Linked DNA regions of Homo sapiens: region 2 is linked to region 1. A link is an interaction called in ENCODE POLR2A ChIA-PET data of the cell type or tissue named here. Cell type or tissue: HepG2. All regions are shown on one strand. Each heading gives the region's core, and the rest is flanking DNA. Links, peaks and the distances in the headings are about the cores only. Region 1 overlaps NOL4L (nucleolar protein 4 like). Region 2 overlaps KIF3B (kinesin family member 3B).

Region 1 (5,370 bases), core at 208-5,207:
CTGTCTTTTAAGTCGTGAGCATTTGAACAATACCCAAGAGTCTTCCTCCTTCAGCTGTGACTTCAGGTCAAACCCAGAGCATGGCACCCCCTGGGCATCCAGGAAGTAGCAAGGGGCCCATGCAAGATGCCCCGTTCCTGGTTCCCGGAGCCCGCATGGCACGACCAGCTGGGAAGATGGGGAGCCGGCTGCACCTTGCAGCCTTGCTCAAGGCTCCAAGGAACCTTCCCCCACCTGCCAGCCTCTCTTCCCCCTCCCCTTCGTCTCCCTCCATCCAGTTAGCACAGGGGAGAGTTTTGTTGTCCCTTTGTACCCTTTGTGCAGAGCCTTTTGAACGTGTGTGTGTGTGTGTGTGTGTGTGTGTGTGTGTGTGTCCCTCCGGGTGTGTGAGCGAGTTTTCACGAAGGAGGGCTGTGGGTGGAGGTGCTTGTGTTTATGGAGCAGGCAGCCTGTGGGAGGGAGGCAGAGTGAGTGCGTGTGCCTGTGTGTGGGGAGAGGACACTAGAGGACACGTGGGCTCTGTCCATCCCCCGAGGCCCTGGGTGTGCCGCGTGGGGACTACAGGCGTCACAGCCCAGCTCCTGTCCTCTGGATTCAGCAGAGGGTCCACACTGCACAGAAGCTATAAATTCCAGGAAACTCCCTACCAGCCCAGCCGGTGGGGGAGGGAGTGGAGGCGAATCCACACTGGTTCCCTAGCACTTGGAGCAGATGTGTCTGCCTCAGGGACAGCAGTCTAAGAAAGTTCCAACCAAAGTGTGTTTGCTCACTATAAAAGAGGTGTCTGTGAGGGGGGCCCCGGAGGGGAGGCTTGGGGGGTGCTCTGTCAGAGGTCCTCACTGGGGGCCCACAGAGGCCATTGTGTCTTGCTGGGGGGAGGCCAGAACTCCGGGTGTGGGAGCTGCTGGGTCATCTTTCTTGGTTTTACAGCCAGCTCCCAGGCACAGTTGCTTGCTGCTCCTGAAAGGCTGGGCCTGGAGGAGGTGGGGGCCCTTCCCCCTGGAGGGCTGGGTTGAAGGGGCCCCGCCCCGGGGGTTCCCGGATGACTGGCCAAGGGCCGGCCCGAAGCCGGCAGCGAGGAGAGAGGAGGCAGGCGTGGTCCTCTCTAGCAGGCCATCCGGCTGTTTGGAACGCCCTGGCGGCCCCCCAGGCCCTTGAGCTGAACCCCCTTTGCGGTCTGGTCCGAACCCTGGCCTGCCCCGCCCCCTTCCTTCTCTGCACTTCTGGGGCTGGCCCTTTCAGCCCTGGAAGCTGCCCAAGAGCGTATCTTTGAAGCACAGCAAAGGTTAGGAAGGAGGAAGACAGAAACGTCCTCTGGGCTGGGGGAGTGGGAGAAAGGAATTCCATGCATGCTTCATGGGAGTCAGGGCGCCAGGCCTGCTGGGGGCACTCAGCTCAGCCTCAGTGCCTGGTGGCGGGCATGTGCTGCTGCCCGCTTCTTGCCGCCGGGTCCTGTGCAGAGTGAGCCCCGGTCCCTGGGCTGAGAGCAGGGAGCGGCAGCCCTTGTTTACAGCGCTTGTTTCAACCTTGGCTCACAAGGGTAAGAGCCAGGCCCTGCCATCCGCCCCTGCAGGATGCGAGACCTCATAATTGTCTTCAATTACAGACAGTGCCGGCCCTTAGCCTTGGCTTCCGACAGGAACCAGAGCCGGGGCCACTTCCACCGGGCAAGGGGGAGCACCACCCAGCCCTCACTTCAAGGTTTGAGGGCTCCTGCCGCCTTCAGGGCACTCCCAAACGCCCACTGGCCCTGGGGTCCACCCACAAGGCTGCCTCAGGCTGATGAGAGCCCGTCCCTGCTGAATGCCCACCTTCTTTGTCCCTGCTCAGGATGAGACTTCTGTGAGCAGCGAGGATTTTGATATGAGCGACTCCACATGGATGTCAGCTGACCCGCACCTGGCCTCCAGCCTGAGCCCCAGCCAGGACGAGAGGATGCGGAGCCCGCAGAACCTCCACAGTCAAGAGGACGGTGAGTGCCCCTTGGTGGCAGTTGAGGAGGGGCTGTGCCCGGCCCCCTGCTCCCAGTTGTCCTCAGGTGAGAGGTGTGGACACACTCCAGGGTGGCGGAATCTGGGCCAAGGCCTTTGGGTGGCTCAGGCCCAAGCTTGCACTGCCCCCAGTGTTCTCAGCATCTCCATGGGCCCCAGTGCCCCAGCTCCTGGCTCCTTCCTCCCAAAGATGAGGGAGAGAGCCCATAGGACTGGCAGCCTGCGGGGCGGGGGGTCTGCCTGGTTGCCGGGATGCCATGGGCTTCTGCAATGTGGGTTTCAGAGTTACCAGGGGCAGGCCTGGGAAGGTTCACAGTGTACCTAACCCAGAGCAGTTCCGCTGCCCAGCAAGGGAAACAAGCTGTGTTTCTGCAGCCACATGTGAGGCTATAGCCCAGGTCACCTGGTGAGTGACCAGGCAGTGCAGCTGCCCACATTCACCCTAGCCCCTTGGGATGCGATGCGGCTGGCTGGGGAGCTGTCCGGATTCTTCCCTAGCCCTGACCGCCTCCGCGCAGGGCCTGCCAGGCAGCCTACTCCAGCCTCCCTTGGAATAGAGGCTTCCTTCTCAGGGGTTGGAGAGTTAGGGTCAGGAATCAGACCCCAAAGATCCACCCCGGCCTCCACGTGGACTCCCCCAAGTGGTTGGGCTCTGGGACCCTGGCATCTACCTTGGTGTGCCAGGGTTGTGAGGTGGCCCTGTGAGCACAGCACCCCAGCATCGCCTTTGTTTCCGTGGAGGAGATGGTTGGGGGCAGGGATGAGTGAGCTGGGCCCAAGAACTGGGGTGTAGGAGCCGGAGCCAGCAATTAGGAGGGGTTGAAGGTCGAGGCCTGGAATGTGGGAGGGAGGTGCGGATTAAAAAGGGGTGTAATGTGAACTCTGTGAAACGGGTCAGCCTTAAAGAGTAAATAAGGGGTAGGAGCCTTGCTGTTTGGGTCAAAGTTCATCTCCATGGCAGAACCTGCGCGCCTGCCTCCCGAAGGCCTGAATCCGGCTTTGTTTGGGAGGAGACCCAGTCTGGAGGCAGCTGGAGGTGTCTGGGCCAGGGGCTGGGGAGCACAGGGAGTGGCTGCAGGAGGAGTGGGGTGCGTGGCTGCCGGCAAAGAAAAGGCTTTTGTGCTTGATGCCTCGTGAGGTCGGTGCGACCCCCTCGTGCTGCCAGCCTCCCAGGCCAGTGCCGCCTTCCAGCGTTCCCACGGGGGTGGGGACCGGCGGGGGCAGCCACGTGCTCTGGGGGGCTCTGGGGCTGGGACAAGCGCAGCAGCTGACCTCCCGCCTCAACTGAGCCGATTGAGGCCACGCCCAAGGAACACTGAGGGCGGTGCCTGCAGAGCCCAGCTGGGGCCACAGGCTGTGGTCCCCCACAAGAAGGGTCTGGGACAGTTGTTCAGAAACCCAGAGCAGTGGGGCTGAAGGGACCATGGTCCCCCTACTCATTCCCAAGCAGATCTCATGCTGTTATTCCTCATGACCACCCTTTGAGAGCGTGATCTCTCTTGGAGACACGTCCTGGGGAGGTCTGGTGATTTGGGGGCTGTCAGGATCAGGTAGCTGACAGTGGCATTTCTGTGGGGTCCATGGGGTTCCCTCAGCACCTGCTGCCCAGAGGCTGGCTGGCCTGGCCATGAGGATGAGGCTGAGAGATGCAGGGAGGCTGGGGGGTCTGTAGGTCCCCAAGAGCCCAGTGCGGGGTCAGCCTGGGGTAGTCAGACACCACCTTCCCCTCCTGATGGACACCAGAGCTGGGACAGGGAGGATGCTGTTGACCACAGGGCCGTGGGCCTCACTGTCCCCTCCGAGACACTCATGGAGTTGTGGGCCACCCCGCTGGCTGGCTGAGACCCTGGGCAGGGCACAGGCCTTGGGAAGGCCCAGGCAGCTGGCCTGGCCTCTGCTGCCTCTTCTGGGCCTGTGGGCCTGTTGGTGTCTGTCCAGAGCAGTGGGTTTCCAGCCTAGAGTCCTGGGCCATCTTCTGGCCCCCCTGGAGACATACAACCAGCCCCTCTTGAAGGTGCTCACGGTGCAGAAATGTGAGGTCCAGCTCCCATGAGTGAGTCAAGGGGCTCCCATCAGAGCACTCTCAGGCCCCTGTTATTGACGCAGGACTAGGCAGGGACAGCCCAAGCAGAGGCACCCGCTTTAGCCCTCTGTGTGCTCCACTCCCCGCCCGAGGGTCTCCATTGCAGAAGCCCCCCAACCCCACTGATGCCCAGGTGGGCTTGGTGTGTGGGCTCTGGCCTTCCGTCCTTCGTGGAAGTCTGAGGCCTGCTGTAAGGTCAGTCTTGGTCTCTGCCCTGCCCCTGGGACTCGGTTGCGAACATGGCCCATTGTCGGTACCTGCTGAATGTCTGTTATCCCCGAATGAACAAACGAACAAACATTTACTGAGACCTACCCAAGCACACCATTGCAGAGCAGATGGAGCTCCGCCTCTGATGGGGGATAAGTTGGGTTGTTTGTTTCTGGGGACATCCTTCCCATCTGAGTACCTGGGCCTTTTCTTTTCGCCGGGAGTGTGGGGACTCCCAAGGCTGTGCTGATGACACACCTGTGTTGGTCCGTTTGGTGTTGCTATAAAGGAATACCTGAGGCTGGGTAATTTATAAAGAAAAGAGGTTTATTTGGTTCACAGTTCCACAGGCTGTACAGGCATGGCACTAGCATCTGCTTGGCTTCTGGTGAGGCCTCAGGAAGCTTACAGACATGGCAGAAGGTGAAGGGGGAGCAGGCATGTCTCATGGTGAGAGAGGGAGCAAGAGAGAGGGAGGAGGTACCAGGCTCTTTTAAATAACCAGCTCTCGCATGAACTCATAGTGAGAACTCACTCCATACAGCACCCAGCCACTCATAAGGAATCTGCCCCTCATGACCCAGACACCTCCCACCAGGCCCACCTCCAACCCTGGAGGACACATTTCACCATGAGATTTGGAGGGGACCCAGATCCCAACCATATCAGCACCCCATCCCTGCTGACAAGTGATCCAGCCAGGAGTGATTTCAGGGAGCCAGGCAGTTAGCACAGATCTACAGCTGTGGATTTGTTGGGGCCCTTCTTTAAAGATTTTAACAAAGGCAGATGAAGGCTGAGTGGCAGAGCAAATCCCATGGCGGAGACCACTGGGCCCAAGAGTGAGTTGTGCGGGTGCCAGCTCTCACTCCCCGGGAGCTTGCCTCTGAGCTTCTACCGGGGTGAGTGTCTGCTCTCACTCCCCGGGAGCTTGCCTCTGAGCCTCTACCGGGATGAGTGTCTGCTCTCACTCCCCAGGAGCATGCCTCTGAGCCTCTACCGGGGTGAGTGTCCACTCTCACTCCCCGGGAGCATGCCTCTGAGCCTCTACCGGGGTGAGTGTCTGCTTGTCCTGAAACTGAGCCC
Region 2 (5,370 bases), core at 145-5,144, 180 kb after region 1:
AAACACCTGACCTCAAGTGATCCACCCACCTCAGCCTCCCAAAGTGCTAGGATTACAGGCATGAGCCACCATGCCTGGACTAATTTTTAAAATTGTTTGTAGAAGTTGGGGGGGGTCTTGCTTTGTTGCACAGGCTGGTCTCAAACTCTTGGCTTCATGTGATTCTCCCACTTAGGCCTCCCAAACTGCTGGTATTACAGGTCCATCATGTAATACCAGCCACCATGGTGAGCCACTACGTCCAGCTCCTTTTTTGATCTTGATTCAAACAAACCAACTGTTAAGAAATGTACAAGGACCAAGCTAGGTGGTTCACCACCCATAATCCCAGCACTTTGGGAGGCTGAGGTGGGAGGATCACTTGAGCCTAGGAGTTCAAGACCAGCTTGGACAAGATGGCAAGATCCTGTCTCTACAAAAAAATTTTTAAAAATTAGCCAGGTGCGGTGGTATATGCCTGTGGCCCCAGCTACTCAGGAGGCTAAGTTGGGAGGATCACTTGAGCCCAGGAGTTTGCTTGAGCCGCCTAAGAGTTTGAGGCAGCAGTGAGCTCTGACTACACCACTGCACTCAAGCCTGGGTGATACAGTGAGACCCTGTCTCAAGAAAAAAAAAATGAGGCGAGGCGCGGTGGCTCACACCTGTAATCCCAGCACTTTGGGAGGCCGAGGAGGGTGCATCACTCGAGGTCAGGAGTTCAAGACCAGCCTAGCTAACATGGTGAAACCCTGTCTCTACTAAAAATATAAAAATTAGTTGGGTGTGGTGCATGCATGTCTGTAATCCCAGCTACTTGGGAGGCTGAGGCAGGAGAATTGCTTGAACCCGGGAGGCAGAGATTGCAGTGGGCCTAGATCGCACCACTGCACTCCAGCCCGGGTGACAGAGCGAGACTCTGTCTCAAAAAAAAAAAAAAAATGTATAAGACAATCAAGGAAATTGGAACACTGGATATGAGACAATGTAAGAAATTATTTTTACGTGTAAAAAAATGTTATTATTTTAAAAAGAAAGTTCTTATCCTCTAGAGGTAAACAAGAATATTTTCAGATAAAGTTATATGCCATCTGGGATCTTTTTCAGGGGTGGGGTGCATGGAAGGTTATAGGTAAAATAGGATTGCCAAGTGCTGAGAACTGCTGGAGGTGGGTAATGGGTTCATGATTCATTACATTATTCTAGTTTTATGCATAATTGGGATTTTCCAAATGAAAAAAAAATCACCCTCTAACCAATGGCTTATCATTTAAAATTTTTTTAAAATTACAGTAAAAAACCCCACATAATATAAAATTTACCCTCTTAATCATTTTAAGTGTATAGTTCAGTAGTGTTAACTATATTCACATTGTTGTATAACACATTTCTAGAACTTTTTCATCTTGCAAAGCTGAAACTTTATAACCACTGAACAATTCCCCATTTCCCCCTCTCCTTAGCCCCTGGTAACCATGTTTCCATGATTTTGTCTACTCTAGCTACCTCGGATAAGTGGAATCATAACAGTATTTGTCCTTTTGTGACTGGCTTATTTCACTCAGCACAATGCCCTCAAGGTTCATCAATACTAAAGCATGTGTCAGAACTTCCTTCTTTTTTAAGGCTGAATAATATTCCATTCCATGTATGCACTATATATATTTTCTTTTTTTTTTTTTTGAGACACAGTCTTGCTGACACCCAGGCTGGAGTGCAGTGGTGCAATCACAGCTCACTGCATCCTTGAACTCCTAGGCTCAAGCAATCCTCCCACCTCAGCCTTTTGAGTAGCTGAGACTACAGGTACATGCCACCATACTGAGCTAATTTATTATTATTATTATTTGTTATAGAAACAAGGTCTCACTATATTGCCCAGGCTGGTCTGGAACTCCTGGGTTCAAGCAATCCTTCCGCCTTGGCCTCCCAAAGTGCTGGGATTACAGGCGTGAGCCATCGCGCCTGGCCTGTACCACATATTCTTTATCCATTTATCTGTTAACGGACATTTGGGCTGCTTCTACCTCTTGGCTATTGTGAATAATGCTATGGGCAGAGGGCCATAGCAAAACCTGTATTTAACAGGCAGAGGTAGCCTGAATAGCCAAAAAGAGATTCAGACACACCTGGGACTGAAACCCAGCTCTATCATTCCTAGTTTTGTTTGTTTGTTTTTGAGATGGAGTCTTGCTGTCACCCAGGCTGCAGTGTAGTGGCGTGATCTCGGCTCACTGCAACTTCCACCTCCCAGGTTCAAGGGATTCTCCTGCCTCAGCTTCCCAAGCAGCTGGGATTACAGGCGCCTGCCACCACGCACGGCTAACTTTTGTATTTTTAGTAGAGCGTGGGTTTCACTATGTTGGCCAGGCTGGTCTCGAATTCCTGACCTCAGGTGTTCTACCTGCCTCGGCCTCCTAAAGTGCTGGGAGCCACTGTGCCCAGCCTATCATTCGTAGTTCTGAGGCTCTGTGAAAGTTTCTTACCCCTCGGAGCTGATTTCCTCATCTGTAAAATGGGAATATCACTAACACCTGCTGCTTGGGGCCGTGTGAGGACTAGAAGAAGACAGGCAGCAAGCGTCTGGCCCACAAGTGGTAACTCTGCCCTGACCCAATTTGCAGGAGAAAAAAAACAGAGACTTAGACAGGGAAGTAACATGGCACACTGAGTTAATAAGTGGCAAAGCAAGCTGAAACCAGGTCCATCTGGCTCCAAAGTCCATGGCCTTTCTTCCACACCAGCATGTCCTAAATGTCAATAATCCGATTGTTTCTGGACAATTTTCGCCATGTCTATCATCACCTGTACTATTATTTACTTAACGTTTTTTCTTTAAATCTACTTTGCTTAACACAAAGTTTATTTTAAAAAGAAACTTTATATAACCACCATGAATGGAAAATCAGTATCACTTGTTATAAATAGAAAGTAACTGTGAAAATAAATATAAGAACAGACAACAATGTTACTAAATTCTAGCTAAATACTGTAGCTTATCTGAGGCCTTAAGCTTGATCACCATTGGTTTGAAAGGGAGCTTAATAAGTGTTAAGAAATAGACTAGTGGCCGAGCATGGTGGCTCCCGCCTGTAGTCCCAGCCCTTTGGGAGGCCAAGGCAGGTGGATCACAAGGTCAGGTGTTCAAGACCAGCATGGCTAAGATGGTGAAACCCCGTCTTTACTAAAAATACAAAAATTAGCCGGGCATGGTGGCAGGCACCTGTAATCCCAGCTACTCAGGAGGCTGAGGCAGAGAACTGCTTGAACCCAGGAGGCAGAGGTTGCAGTGAGCTGAGATCGTGCCACTGCACTCCAGCCTGGGTGACTGAGACTCCATTTCAAAAAAAAAAAAAAAAAAACCAGACCAGTACCAAACAAATACAGTATTCTTGACACAGTCAGAAGAACCAAGAGAGAGTTTTAAAGGGAATAGCTCTCACCACTACATTCAACATAATTTTGGATGTTGTGTTTGACTGTTACCCAAACTCTCCTCCTATTCCACCTGGTTCAGCTCTGCAGAATATAAGGACCCACTCAGAACCCCGGATCAGAATCTTGTCTTATCAAGATTCATGCCTACGCATGCTACCTTTATAGTAAACAGTTTCCAAAGTTGATCCAACAGAATTTCCCATAAATCATAGGATTTATTTTATTAATATGATGAGTTAAATGCTTTTTGAAAAATCCCTCTTCAAAAGTCCATCAGAACTGTCTTGGCTCATTGTCCAATGTTATAATGATATGCTTGCTCTCACAGTTCATACAGTGCACATCACTTGAACCCAGGAGGCGGAGGTTGCAGTGAGCTGAGGCGACAGAGTGAGACTCCAATGCTGTACATAAAATGTTTCCAGTTAATGTTGCCAATAAACAGCCTATTCAGAGAACGAAGGGTTGAAATGACAAAGGCCTATGTTCTGGGTCCTACTCACAGGGAATTCTTCATCAGAAAGAAAAATGGATAAAGAGAAGACTAAAAAGAAGGTGAGAAAAACTACTACATCAAAAAAATACTTCATCATATGTAAAATATATCTAAATAAAGTTCATTTTTTGTTTGTTTGGAGACAGGATCTCATTCACTGTGTCACCCAGGCTGGAATGCAGTAGCGCAATCATGGCTCACTGTAGCCTTGAACTCCTGGGCTTGAACTTGCCTCAGCTTCCCGAGTAGTTGGGAGTACAGGTGCAAGCCACTGCACCCGGGTAAATTTTCATATGTTTTGTATAGATGGGGTCTCACTATGCTGCCCAGGCTGGTCTCAAACTTCTGGCCTCAAGCAATCTTCCCACTTAGGCCTCCCAAAGTGCTGGGATTACAGGAATGAGCCACCACATCCAGCTAAATCTGTTTTTTAAAGATACTTTTAGGCCAGGCACGGTGGCTCACGCCTGTAATCCCAGCACTTTGGGAGGCCGAGATGGGCAGATCTCAAGGTCAGGGGTTCAAGACCAGCCTGACCAACATGGTGAAACCCTATCTCTACTAAAAATACCAAAATCAGCTGGGCGTGGTGGTGTGCACCTGTAATCCCAGGTACTCAGGAGGCTGAGGCAGGAGAATCACTTGAACCCAGGAGGCGGAGGTTGCAGTGAGCTGAGACTGCACCACTGCACTCCAGCCTAGGCGACAGAGTGAGACTCCATCTGAAAAAAAAAAAAAAAAAAAAAAAAAAAAGATACTTTTAGAGGATCCTAAGAAGGGAAATGGACAGTTCTCTGTTAGAATTTTTTAAAGTTCAAACTTTTCACAAACCACTTATTTAGAATTGTTCTCTTAAGAGGCTGAGAGAGAAGGAGATATTCTGTATAACACATTATATGTGATTATAAAAAGGTGGAAACAACTTCAATGCTCAATGCCAGGGAAAGTGTAGTAGTTACTACTAAACTACTAACATGTAGTAATAACTACTAAACACAAAAACACAGCAAGGCGTAGTGGCTCACACTTGTAGTCTCAGCACTTTGGGAGGCTGAGTCAGGAGCATTGCTTGAGGCCAGGAGTTGAGACCAGCCTGAGCAACATAGTGAGATCCTGCCTCCATGAAAAATTTAAAAATTAGCCACAAGTGGTGGCACGCACCTGTGGCCCTGGCTGCTTAGGAAGCTGAGGTGGAAGGACCACTTGAGCCCAGGAGCTGGAGGTTACGGTGAGCTATGATCATGCCACAGTATTCCAGCCTGGGCAACGGAGCGACACCCTATCTCAAAAATAAACAAATAAAAAAAATAGATTGGGCCTGGTGGCTCACACTTGTAATCTGAGCACTTTGGGAGGCCAAGGCAGGAGGATCGCTTGAGCCTAGGAGTTTGAGACCAGCCTGAGCAACATAGTGAGACCCTGTTTCTACAAAAATAAAATGAAACAAAAATTGAAATAAA

What was found. ChIA-PET counts read pairs that join two places held together with the same protein. Peaks named below come from ENCODE experiments on the same cell type or tissue, not always from the same donor. Only the 100,000 strongest peaks of a DNase experiment are listed, where the experiment ranks them.
Region 2: POLR2A ChIA-PET joins it to region 1 with 5 read pairs; 6 of 35 experiments call an interaction of 5 or more read pairs at or near these places.

Annotation. Positions count from the first base shown.
Region 1 is chr20:32,471,203-32,476,572 of GRCh38, reverse strand. It overlaps NOL4L (nucleolar protein 4 like), which reads left to right. Exons shown (of 11, transcript NM_001256798.2): 5 at 1,831-1,972. Among named protein-coding and RNA genes, the nearest start is that of NOL4L-AS1, 87 kb to the left of the region's middle. RefSeq lists a silencer at 889-1,078 and an enhancer at 1,262-2,033. In HepG2, for the core only: a CTCF peak has its summit at 1,404 (motif pointing right); DNase peaks (open chromatin) are centred at 632, 1,172, 1,862, 2,922 and 1 weaker place; H3K4me3 peaks cover 3,336 bases.
Region 2 is chr20:32,287,166-32,292,535 of GRCh38, reverse strand. All of the region lies in intron 1 of KIF3B (kinesin family member 3B), which reads right to left. Among named protein-coding and RNA genes, the nearest start is that of KIF3B, 12 kb to the right of the region's middle. In HepG2, for the core only: no CTCF peak of the experiment used is centred there; DNase peaks (open chromatin) are centred at 2,695 and 4,115; H3K4me3 peaks cover 693 bases.